Linked DNA regions of Homo sapiens: region 2 is linked to region 1. Evidence: chromatin contacts called from ENCODE Hi-C or POLR2A ChIA-PET data. All regions are on one chromosome and are shown on one strand. Each heading gives the region's core, a stretch centred on a gene start or an enhancer-like site at or near the end of the contact. The rest is flanking DNA. Distances are from core to core; before and after follow the strand shown.

Region 1 (5,950 bases), core at 527-3,026:
GGTTGAAGGTCCAAGAGTCCCTTGGACCAAGTTGAAGAACTTGGAGTCAAATGTTCAAGGGCAGGAAGCATCCAGCACGGGATAAAAACGGAGGCCGGAAGGCTAAGCCAGTCTAGTCCTTCCACGCTCCTCTGCCTGCTTGTATCCTCGCAGCACTGGCAGCTGATTAGATGGTGCCCACCCTGACTGATGAGGGTGGGTCTGCGTTTCCCAGTCCGCTGACTCAAATGTTAATCTTTTTTGACAACACCCTCACAAACACACCCAGGAACAATACTTTGCATCCTTCAGTCCAATCAAGTTGATACAATATTAACCATCACAGATTAAAAGGAAGAAATTGAAGCCTTTTCATTCCAATAATAGACTTTTGGTGCTAGACTGTGTGATAAGAAAGCAGATAACAGAGATGACAGCTGAGAACAAGTTAAACTCCAAGAGCACCTAAATGAATCACATCTACAGGTCAAGGTATGTGTAAGTGTGAGTATGCATGTGTGACGTATAGTTGCCAAAGGGCCAGAGGAATCTTGAAAATGAGTTGACTTTTATGGACTATTAATACTTTTATGACTTTTATTGCTATTAACATGGTACTGATTTTGGTTAAGATTACTGGGTACTTGCTGAAGCCCAGAAGATATTTTCCATAGACAATTTTGATTAATTATCAAAAGAATCTTATGCAGGTACAACTTTCCCTTTATGAAATGATTTTATTAAGGTATAATGTATATACCTAAACATTTACCCATTTTAAATGTACGACTTAATGATTTTAGCAAATTTACTGCACTGTGTACAACCATCAGCATAATATATGGTTTTAGAACATTTTCATCACCCTGGTAAGATCATGCATGACCTTTATAATCAAGGTACATCCTCACTTCCAGCTCCAAGCAACCAATAACCTACTTTCTTTCTCTATACATTTTCAGCACGTACTATGTTATGCCCATTTTGCATCTGAGTAAATTTGACTTCGTTGTTCACCTAGTTCTGAATTAAATTTCCCTTATTAGCAAGCAGTATAGGAAACAGAATGTCTTTGAAAATCATGATAAAATTACAACAACAACAACAGCATGAAGTATATGATTCCAGAAACCTAATGTCTACAGCATGGGAGATATTTCTTGTGGTAAGTTAGTGTTTTCCATGTTCAAAAGAAATAAACCAAGAACTAAAAGATTGATGTGCCAGCCTACGAAGATGGATCCTATATGACATTGAGGGGGAATAAAAAGGCTTGGTACCAGTAAGAAAATAAGTGAGGTTTCACTGTTGGCTGAGCCTTTAGACACCACCAGCCTGGCTAGGTGAGTTTGTGGAAAACTGTCTTTGGTGGTCTCTGGGTGAAACCCTGATAGGCAATTGCATTTCAGAGACAGTCAGCATGGTCAGCTAGGGATTTGGATTTGTCCCACAGTTTGAAAGGGGGGCAGAAATTGACCACATGGAAATTGGCGTTCAGAGAAATTGCATCTGGAAGGCAAACTTTCCAGGCTGCTGAAGGCTTAAAATGTCAAATTGTTTGAAAAACAAACACCGTGACATAAGAGGTATATGCAATGAAATCTTCAAGATGTTCCCAGCAGAGCAGCATACAGTAGTTGGCTCAATGAACCTATACTCCAACCCCCAATACTGGCCTAATAACCAAAATAAGAAGTAGAAATGTTAACTGTGAGATTTAAGAATAGGATTTGAAAAACCAACCGCACAGGCTAGATTTGCCCTCAGCTCTTATCCACACAATAATTACTGGATGTTCTCTGTTAGGCTCAATCTTTTTGCAAATGACTCAGCCTCCTGCACCTGGTAAGTGTGCATTCCTAAACTCTGAAAGAGTCTACATATTCTATATAAATTGAAGATTAAGCCTCATGGATAATACAAAAATAGGGTTCAGGCAGAAGTGAAGAAATCTGTTCAAAATTACCTTGGGAAGGGACTATTCCTCAACGAGCTGATAATCCAGCCTGTAAAGTAGCAATTGGACATTCAAGATACAAATCAAGCTTGCAAGAAGAATGAGATAGCAAATCTTCAGGGAATTTAAAAAACACAGTCATAATCAGACTGTGTAAAGTATAAAAGTGAATACTTATTCACTCAGAAGATATTTGTGGTTCACTGGTAGGCCACTTGGAGTTTCTATTGTGGTTTCTTTATTCTCTCTCATCCTTAAAAAATGTGATGAGTGTAATAAGCTTTACATCCATTTTCAAGGCCCAGTGCAAAAGAAGTCTACCCAGTTCTTATCTGGCAAGTGTCCCTTCTGCTTCTGAAAATTTCTTTCACCACTTAACCCATTGCCTAGTGTATTAGTCTATTCTCACGCTGCTAAATACAAAGAAATATCTGAGACTGGGTAATTTAGAAAGAAGAGAGGATTAATTGGCTCATGGTTCTGCAGGCTGTACAGGAAGTATAGTGGTTTCTGCTTCTGGGGCATCCCAGGAAACTTACAAACATGGCAGAAGGCAAAGGGAAAGCAGGTATCTTACATGGCCGGGGAAGGAGGAAGAGAGAGGGGGGAAGTGCCTCACACTTTTAAACAATCAGATCTCATGAGAACTCACTCACTCACCGTCATAAGAACGGCACTGAGGGGATGGTGCTAAACCATTCATGAAGGGTCCACCCCCATGATACAATCACCTTCTACCAGGCCCCACCTCTAACATAGGGGATTACGATTGAACATGGGATTTGGGTGGGGACACGGATCTAAACCATATCACTTCATGTTCCATTACCTTCTCCAGTCACCTATGTTATCATTCTGGTATCAAGCCCATCAGGCATCAAATTGCTTTTCATTTTCACTCTTTCTCACTTTTGTTTTATGTTTAATAAATGATTGTTCAAAACCAAAGCATGAGAAATATGAGCATCGACACTTATAGAACATCATTTGTGTTAGGCATCTTAGTTTTTTATTTTTCTCATTGTTGTAAAGAAGGCAAAGAGATAAAGAGACGTAGTCATAGAGAGAAACTTAATTGGCACTACTGTAGGCTCAGCATCTATTTTTTCCTATGCTTTAAACAATAACATCTGCCAGCGTATAATAAGACTATCAAGAAAAAGCATTTTGGAAATACTTAAAAAAAACCCATGTTAATCAGTCTTCCTTTTCCTAAGGCAATTGTTCCAATTTTAGTTTTTTTCTTAAAAAAAAAAAATTTTTTGTTTTTAATCACATGGGTAAACTCTGATTATTGAAGGAGGGAGGTAGAAAGCCCAGATAGAGAAGAGTAAAATTTACCCATATTTTCACTACCTAGGATAATGGAAAAATACTCCTAACATTTTGGTTTATATCCTTTCAGAAACATGTGTATGCACATAAACACTCAAACACACATGCACACATATAGGCATTTCATTAGTTTTCCTGCATAACACACCATCCCAAAATTTTATGGCTTAAAATAATAGCAATTATTTATTTAGCTTGCTTTTCCATAGGTCAGAAATTTAGGCTGGACTCACTTGAGAGATTTTTCTACTGCTATGAAGTTAGGTGGCACCATTTCTGGGGACTGTTTAGAGGTGGCTGGTCCATAAGTGTCTCATTCTCCATTAGGCTTGTCCAGCTTCATTCTCATGGTGGCAGTAGCAGGGTTCCCAGGAGAAGCAAGAAGGCAAGTTCCAACGTACAAGCTCTTTTCAAGCCTCTGATTGTGTCCCTGGTGCCAACAGTCTATTGGAAAACCCATTCACTTGGGCAACCCAGATTCAAGGAATAGAGAAACAGATTCCAATATTTGATAGAAGGACGCACATTGGAAGAATTTGTGGCCAGTTTTGTAGTCACTCATAATTCTACCACCAGGAAATGTGATACTATAAACATTTTGGTTATTTTTTTTTCAAAAATACTCAAACCTATGCTAAATTAAAATGTGATTTAAGTGCATTCCCATATCTATGCATGTTGCTCTACCTCACTGTTTTAAATAGCTGCAGAGTGTTGCTCTATTTAACTGTACTATGATTTATTTGACATATCTCCAGCAATTCAACTTTAAAACATTTCCAATTTTTCACTATCAGGTTGTCATAAACATCTTTGCACATTCATCTTTCCAGGATTATTTTTATATATATCCCCTCGGCTAGGTTATTATCATCAACTTTCCAAACCCCTCAAAACTGCAGCCTCTGTTCGCAAAGCGACATGGAGAAAAAGACAGTGGAAAGGCTAGAAAGAAAGACCAGACTAAAACGTTGACTGCTTATGACAATTTGTCGCCAATACTAAGAAAAATTAAATGTGAAAAGTAAAATTAAATATTAAAAGAACCACAAAAATTATCATGAGAACACCATTTGCTTACAAAACTAAATTGTAAATGTATTCTCAACTTATTCACTCTTACTGTACTTAATATCCTACTTCAAATGTGCAATACAGGATCATTTTTTTACTTCTTCTGATAGCATCATTCCAAGTGGCTAGGATATTTCCTTCAGCAACATCTTGGTCTCTTCTTCGTATTGATAGAACAGAGCTGTTGGATTTTCTGCATATCCTGAATCAGACGCCTCCCATTCATCTCTGGTCCATAACCAGGCTCTTCTGCCTTCACTGCCTTTGCCGTCTAACTCTGGAGCACAAATGAGATGATTCCACCAAGGTTGGTTTCACTGGCAATGATAATCTGGGTGTCATGGCCCAGCTTTCCCGCCAGCTTTTGGGCCTTCTCCAATTCACTAAATACTTCCTCATAATTTTCTTCCAATTCAAGAATAAGGGGGAAAACTATAGCACTTGATCTGCACCTGTGTGTTGTGGGTACCCGATAAGCAAAACAGGGGAAGAAATTAAATAAACACCTTATTATAGTCAAGTTGAACTAGGTCCAAGAAGATGTCTGAAAGCTTTTGTTTGCCGAAAACCAAGCTCTCAGGCTAATAATGGTGAGTAGGTGTCAAAGGTATAATAAGAAGTAAAGTTCTTTAAAAACAAACTGCAAACACCATAAAATTATATTGTTTTCAACTTCCCTGTTCAGTGGCTTTGTTATGCATGTACATTACAGCAGCCAGTCATGCCCACAAAAGACAAGAGTATTCCAAGCCTGTCATGTGTTTATATATGACGTTCAGAATTAAGGTTACATAAATGAACTTTTTACTCAGTCAGCATAATCAATTAGGTAAATCTGGGAAAGTAGGAAAGTGAAAAGTTTGAAAAATATATTTCATTTCACCAATTTATCTTCATTGTCTAATAGTTGCATTTGCAGAAAAAATTTATTCTTTCATCTTATGTTTTTTTATTTTTATGGCTAATTTTAAGGCTCCAAATTCCTAGTTTGTTTATCTATTTTTGCCTTATTTTTACTAGAGACATGTGGCAAGACAATGCTATCAGGGAGAATTGAATTTGTTCGTTTATAAAGGCTTTCTATATGGAAAGATTAAAGTAAAACTAGAACAAAAGACCTAAAATCCATTTTTGAACTAGGGCTATAAGATTATAGAAATTATCCTCATTTGTTTTGATACAGTGAACAAGTTAGTGGATACAAATAATAAAATATTTACACAATATAGTTATTATTTCTTATGGAAAATGATTGTAAAGACCAGAAAACAACCTTATTCTTTGTGTTCTCATTTACCAGCTTCTCAAAATCTTATGTGGAATCAAATGAAAAGTATCAAAGTCTCCAGCTGGATCCTTAGCATCTATGGTATCTCATTTTCTCCACGGAAACAAGGAAGGGCTCCCCATTCATGGAGAAATACCAGTTTCATTTTAAGCATGACTACTGATGTCCATGGCAAGTCTGCTGACTGAAAAGAAAGTGTTTATTGATTCAACCTTTCCATAACCCTTTACTAAAGTAAACATGTCTGAGACAACTAAGCAAAACATCAAATTTCACTCAACTACCATGTGGCCTTCTTTACTTAAAAAACTTGGCAT
Region 2 (6,769 bases), core at 2,952-5,451, 250 kb after region 1:
ATTTATGACTTAAAGTTACTATGACAAATACTAGCTTAGCCTTTGGATTATTTACATTTTAACCAAGAAAGAAAGGGTTCTTTTTTTTTTTTTTTTGAGAAATTTTCTAAGTATTTATTTTAATAAAACAAATAACTGACTCAAAGCTTACAATAAGGGCACCTGAACATGTGGTGAGTTCCCATCCCACTCTTATAAAGTATTCTGGAATAGAAGAGCAATTGTCCCTGTATCAGGATTCTTATTTCTGGAAAGCTTAGGAACTTTCTGTCATTTTTCATTGAGAGTTGCTGACACTTTAAATATCAACAAATGGCAGACCTTGTCAGAGAGCCTACTATGTGTAAGATACTCAGACAATGAGATCTGACTTTGAGAAAGAATCAAATTATTATATTTCCTTCATCATGTTTTCATTCAAGTATAGCACTGCATAATAGCAACACTTGGTCTGAATGCAGAAAGCCAGGTAATCTTTCCAAGCAGGCATGTGGGGATACACTGGATGGAAACTTTTAAAATTCCATACCGTTTGTTCAGGCAGAACCAATGATTTTAAAATGAACAGTGACAGATCAATTTTTAATGGTAACTCTATTATTTTTCTCTATTATGAACACTACTTTTTACCAGACCATGAAAATTATGTTGACATTTGAAAAGCATATGATTAATTGTAGCAGAACAAACATTTTGAGTGCTGCCTCCATTTAGGGAGGTGATAGCGGGCATGGGCCCTGATTATAACATATTGGCACAGTGTAACACTTGCCATTTTCTTTAATCCACTAAATGTTAAAGATCCTAGGTGTGCCACTGATGAATTGATATACATTTGAGGCACGATGGGTTGTGGAGATGCTATTCTGAAAACACAACCATTCATTAAACTAAAATCTAAATACATTTCAGAATTAAAACCATGCAGCCAAACAACTCTTGATTGCAACACAGGGCAAAATGGCCAAATGATATTTACAGCTTGTAATTTCCAGTATGTTCCTGATTTTACTGAAAGATGTGTGTTCAGCCATTACAAAGCAGTTGCTGTGTAGGAAAACTCACGTGAGAAATTTTAGTTTTAATTCAGCACAACCGTGCCATCTAAACTTTTTGTTTGTTTGTTTCATGGAGACAGAGAACTGTGGCCATAAAGAATGAGATATGTTTTCATAATATTAAATGGTCCAGATTAGACAGTTGAGAAGAGTCAGCTATGTAAAGATATCTCAGATTCGATACCTAATCCAAATGCCCCATTTTCTTTGATGTTATCATGATTTTTTAACTGGATGTTTTGGGGATACAATCTATAGCAGTGAGGCAGAGCACATTGAACCGACCCATGCAGGAATCAAACTTAAAATTATATTTTATTAGTGACATGCTCAAACCACCCAAATTAAATAATCTTGGATACACTAAGTTTGTAAAGTCCGCATTCTACTCTGTTATTTCAGAAGAGAAAAAGGAAGACTGGGATGATTATTTGACGGAAAGGGAAAGCTCTAAAGGAAAAAAAATCAAGTTAGAACCTGGATCAAGCTCAACACCAAATTAACTGGCTAGATTAGGAACACTGTAGCTTCTCTGAGGCTGTCTTTTCACCAGAATCTAATGCATTTACAATGATATCCCACCCCCACCCCCAATGTAGGCTGTATAATTGCACTGAGTATAAAAGAAGAGAGAATGATTGAGATAGTTCTTCAACATGGAAGGGAAGCCAAGCACAGTGGTACAGTTTTATGAGAGAAAAAAAATACAGTTATGGATAAAATATATCTTTTTGTCTATAGGTCCCAGATGAATGTATGTACATCTTTAGGAGTAAAAATTTTCTATAGGATAATGAACCACATATACAAGGATAAGTCACCTAGTGCATGTAAGTTTTGGCCTTGTGTAATGACGTCAATATGTGCTAATTCTAAAAGGACATTTAAAAAAATTATTTCCATTGGTCATTGATGATTCACCTTTACCTTTCTGGTTTTCAGATCCTCCATAGATCAACAGGGGAAAGGAAGGAAGCCTGGTGTGAAATAGGCTGGTTTTTCTAGGAAGTGAACTGCTAGGTTAACATAATCTGCCCAACAATAGGATTTCCAGGGAAAACAAAGAAAAATTATTTCTACTTTTACGTCTTATTACAAAAATCATACTTTATGGCCATGAATCATTATTTATACGTTGTTGGCACTACTTTTGGTATAAACTGCTTCATTGTTACTCAAGTGGGGATTTACATATTCCTACTTATCTTTTTGTAGGGAATGAGATTTAAAATGGTGAGAACTATTGCAGCACAGTGACTAAACATGAAAAAATAAATGGAATTTAGGGAGTCAAGTTATTATTAAGATTTTATGTATTATATATATGTATATATTATTAAAGTTTTACATTTCTTGTGAACAACTGGAAAGCAATGTAATGTGTTTCTGTAAGAGGCAGCTGAAATCTGGAGAGATTAAATGAATCTGTACTTTTGACATCTGCCCTTGGGTTGTGTGGCTTTTGATAGTTCATGCCGACATAGTTTTCTTTCATTCCCTTTGCTTTGAAAACTTATATTTGTCTTTTATGTTTTGCATTCACTACAATGTGTCTGAATGTGTATTAGTTTTCAGTTACATTTTTGAAGTTGTGGTTTTTGAATCTGAGGAACACATCCAATTCTGGAAAATTCTGAGGCTTTTTTTTTTTTAACATGGCTTATGGAGGACTTTTTTTTTTCCCAATGTGTTTCATCATATATTAGAGTTCTTTAGTGGGACTTAGATTTTTCCCTTCCTCTGTTTTTTTTTTTATTATACTTTAAGTTCTAGGGTACATGTGCACAACATGCAGGTTTGTTACATATGTATACACGTGCCATGTTGGTTTGCTGCACCCATTAACTTGTCATGCAAATCAAAACCCTCTTTTTTTTTCTTCCTGTCTTTTTTTCTTTCTCTTTATACTGAGACTTCCGTGTGGGGTTGCTTTGTAGGAAAATTGTTCTAGAACAATTTGGGGCTCACTTCTGGGACACACCACAGTGATATCATCCCAGTGGCCACTGGCCCTGATAGTTTTACTGTAAATTTTCTGGATTTGGAGTTCTTGAAATATGAAAATAGTATTAATGTTAACTTTGAATTTGTAAAATCCTTTACATTTCTGATGGTGGTTCCATCAGAAGATTTTTTTTTTCAGCCAGAGGTCTGGCAAATATATACAAGATTCTTTGTGTTGTAAATTGTTCCCCTACCACCACCTTCTTCTGAGGTTGCTGCCCTCCAAGGGTCCCAATATTATGTAGCGATTTCAATTTTAATCCACTGCATTATGCGGTCCCTGAATAGGTATCCTAACCCAAGTTCTGTGTTGTCAGGTGTGGTAATTGCCTCCTCAGGCTTCTGAAGAATCACATGCTTATCACACTGGTTTTCAGTTTCCTTTCAATCTCTATTTTACAAGTTTAGCCAAAGGAAAAAACTAAAAGCAATTTTGTCACATTTATCTGGAATTCTGGATGTTTATTAGATAGAATGAATAAGTACAGTAGGGGATATTTTAGATCATTGCAGTTTGCCGCTTTGTGCATACCATGTGTGATTTTTATAGCCCAACATCCCTGCCTTTAACTCAGACAATAAATAATGGTCCTCCTGGATCAAAACCTCTCTGAATCCATCGTGAGGAGGAATACATACCCTCAAGAACATTTGACAGCATACCTGAAGCAAACTCTTATAATCTGATTAGTTGAGTGTCAGCAACCTGTGGTTGGTTTAGCTACTCCCATGACTAGAGGTAAAGAGTTGGACCAACGCAATGTAGTCTGTTGTCTTCCCAGTTTGAACTTTCAGAATGTTGTTATTTTTCTCTTCCTATAAGGTCAGGCTGCATGTTCTGCTCTTTTCCCCCATGCTTTTCACACATCCTCTCCCTGGAGAAATGTGAGAGGCAGTCTGGAAAAACATCAATGTTATGTATGTCAGAGCCTGCTTACACAGGATGCCAACAGATGGCAATATTTTATCATTATTACACAATCCAGAGACCCTTCATCTGTGGCCTCAGGGAACAAGACGAGTCGGCTCTTTGGTGTGACACATGTCACTGAAGCTTCACCCCCCATTAACTGTGCTGTTGTTTGTGATTGTTAAGCTGCGTGTCTCGCCATGTGTCACATTCTTGACTTGTACAAGGGCCCATTAGTAAGTAGCATCTGAGTACCATGAGTCATAGAAGGCCCCATTCTTGGAAAAATAAACACTGCACATTCAGCTGAGATTACAGCCACTGGCTGGTAGTGATCTGGATGGTGTTTCATGTAAAAGGCTATTTCTGTGATTCACCAAGGCCTTTTCCCCTCTATCAATACACCAGAAATGCCCATTGCTGTTGTATAGCGCTTCCTGTTGACAAACACAAGCTGAGAGCTCACGAAGTCTCTGGGCTAGGTAGGATTTGGTTCATGACAATGGAAGAAGAGGGAACTAGGAGTAAACACAAGCCAGATATTTCAAAACTATTAGAAAGCTTTATGAAATCAACTTCATAATTTCAAATAAAAGATGTATTTTGTTTTTAGATATATTTTCCAGAGACTTGCTCCTTATTTCCCTGTCATTTCCTTCTGCCCCTCATTCTATTTTGCAAACAACTGTCTGTTCCTTGTTCTTATATCTTTCATGACTCCTCTCTTTTCTCTCCTCTCTTCACCACTCTTTTAGTCTTTCCACATCATCCCCTCTTCAGGCTCCCTTTGTCTTCCCAGTTTTCATCTCCAGACCATGATTCGTAGAACTCCAGCTCAGGAATGGCATTCTGGTACTTCGGAGTTGGCACCAAAAGACAAGACAGTCTTGCCAACACCACCTACCCAAGCAACTGAATTTAGAAAGAGAATTCCCTGCAGCCACCTCTAACCTAAGCATTGTCAACATTATAATTGTAAGTCGTCTAATGGTTAAAAACTGGCCTGAGACTAAAGAAAGTCAGGAAGATAAATGTTCCAGGTTGGGTTTTGGGAAAGTTTTGGGGTTTCTGAGTCTATGCAGCTTTTGAGTCTGTATTTCATTCCTTGATCCCCCTCAGCAATCTGGCTCATTCTCTGTTTGTGTTTCTCTTTTATGTTTTTTTTTTTTTTTTTTTTTTTTTTTAAGAAGTGAGATTCTGGCATTTCTTCCAGGAAGGAAGGAGCAGGAGAGCTTTAGGCACTGCTGGGAGGCATGAAGATGAAGCTGCATGAACATCTTCACAGACCATCTACCCCACTCAACGTAGGGTCATGACCATGTAGTCAAACAACCAAGGGTCAGAGGGGAGAAAACAGATGGAGACCAAAGGCTTGCAGAATCCACACCTTCTTTCAAAACCTGTCTCAGAAAACGGTTTTCTGTGAACGTAGATTTCTGAGGGTAGTGCTTCTATAAACACTCCACTCATTTCTCTGGCCTAGGAGAAGTGTTTTGTATGGCAGCCTTTGCCATCAAACAAGGTTTTATTAAATATCCCCCTTGTTGTTGTTATAATAATCCATGCTGATATAAACCATGCTTCATAAAATGCCACAATACACATTCACTGGGCAGCACCCCAGGGCAGCCTCCAAGCGAGGCTCCTCGGGCCATAAAACCGAGACCGCCAGAAACAGGGCTGCCATTTATTTCCCCGTAATGTTCTTTCTTTCTCTCTCTCTCTCTAGGCAGATTTTCCTCGTGTTGAAAGGGAACCTCTGGTCAAAAGTCAGCAAGCAAAGTTGTAGAAAGCTTTGATAGTCAGTGAAGTGAATCATGGCTACACATGGCAGTGGCATGCACCAATGGAGCCTCTTGCTGGGCGGACCTCCCTCTAAGAGCAACTTCTGGTCATCAGTCAAAGGGGCCCCCAACGCGCTGTGCACAGCCAATGGTTTCACCAGCTCCACGGTGCCGGGGTCCCAAGTTGCCCTTTTCCATAGGTATTGCTAAAGCAAATAGCAGACGCTATTTACTGGGTGTGATGCTTTCAATCACATTAATCTAGCCAGTAAAAAAATTTATGACCAATAAAAATTCCACCATGACATGGCTGATTGGAAGGGAGGCAGCGGGATGAAAATCCAAGCCACGCCTCTGCCTCTAGCTAGACTGTCACAAACCCTGGAAGGAAGTAGGAGTCGGGGAAGAGAAAGACAGAAAAATCTCTGGGGTTGTTAAAACTAACTCAAGGGTAGGTGGATAAAACTCTTAAATCGTTTTACTAAGTCCAAACACCGGAGGTGATTGACCGAACACCTACTTTGAAAAGCTACCTGGGCGCTGATAGATGTAGCTTTTGCTTCCACTAGAAAATCGCCCTGGGTTTCTTCTAGTCCTAGTATCACGTAGGTGTTTGCTCATAAGAAGATAAATATTTTTAAATCCCATTAATTTATACAAGCACTAGAACGATGCCTGGGTGGGGACTCCTGTCTCGGATTTGAAGCCAGCAAAGAATGTAGCTTCACGTAGCTGTCTCTCTCCTGGTTGGCTTGTACGTGGTTTATACAGATCCACAAGGGCAGTGACTAAGCTCTGTTAAGACTTGTGACTCATTCCTTCTTTTCCCCATCCATGGCGACCGTCCTCAGACTGCATGACTCTCAAGCACACACTCTCCTTACCTTCCATGGCTTCTCCCTTGAGTGGGCAGCTGATCCAATTATTTGTTAATGATCCCAGACCACACACAGCAATGAGGATGTTATTTTAATGAATTTATATTGGAAGTCCTGCCACTGGGAGTGAGTACC

The links. Hi-C counts contacts between places; a loop is a spot of excess contacts on that map. ChIA-PET counts read pairs that join two places held with the same protein, here RNA polymerase II (POLR2A). Pooled maps may share reads with other maps.
Region 2: a loop to region 1 is called in a map of PC-9, with 7 times the contacts of the local background. The contact joins two enhancer-like sites. A Hi-C loop is called at or near these places in 3 of 168 maps with a recorded cell type or tissue (IMR-90, PC-3 and PC-9) and 2 of 50 pooled maps. POLR2A ChIA-PET finds 5 or more read pairs at or near these places in 1 of 52 experiments (BJ).

Annotation. Positions count from the first base shown.
Region 1 is chr17:71,187,200-71,193,149 of GRCh38, forward strand. The region is part of intron 1 of CASC17 (cancer susceptibility 17); the gene reads right to left. Among named protein-coding and RNA genes, the nearest start is that of CASC17, 12 kb to the right of the region's middle. Within about 2 kb of position 1,777, at least 3 of the 41 ENCODE cell types and tissues checked have a DNase peak (open chromatin) inside an H3K27ac peak, as active enhancers do; they include PC-3 and PC-9, where a contact is called at or near this core.
Region 2 is chr17:71,434,735-71,441,503 of GRCh38, forward strand. No RefSeq gene overlaps it. Among named protein-coding and RNA genes, the nearest start is that of CASC17, 240 kb to the left of the region's middle. Within about 2 kb of position 4,202, at least 3 of the 41 ENCODE cell types and tissues checked have a DNase peak (open chromatin) inside an H3K27ac peak, as active enhancers do; they include PC-3 and PC-9, where a contact is called at or near this core.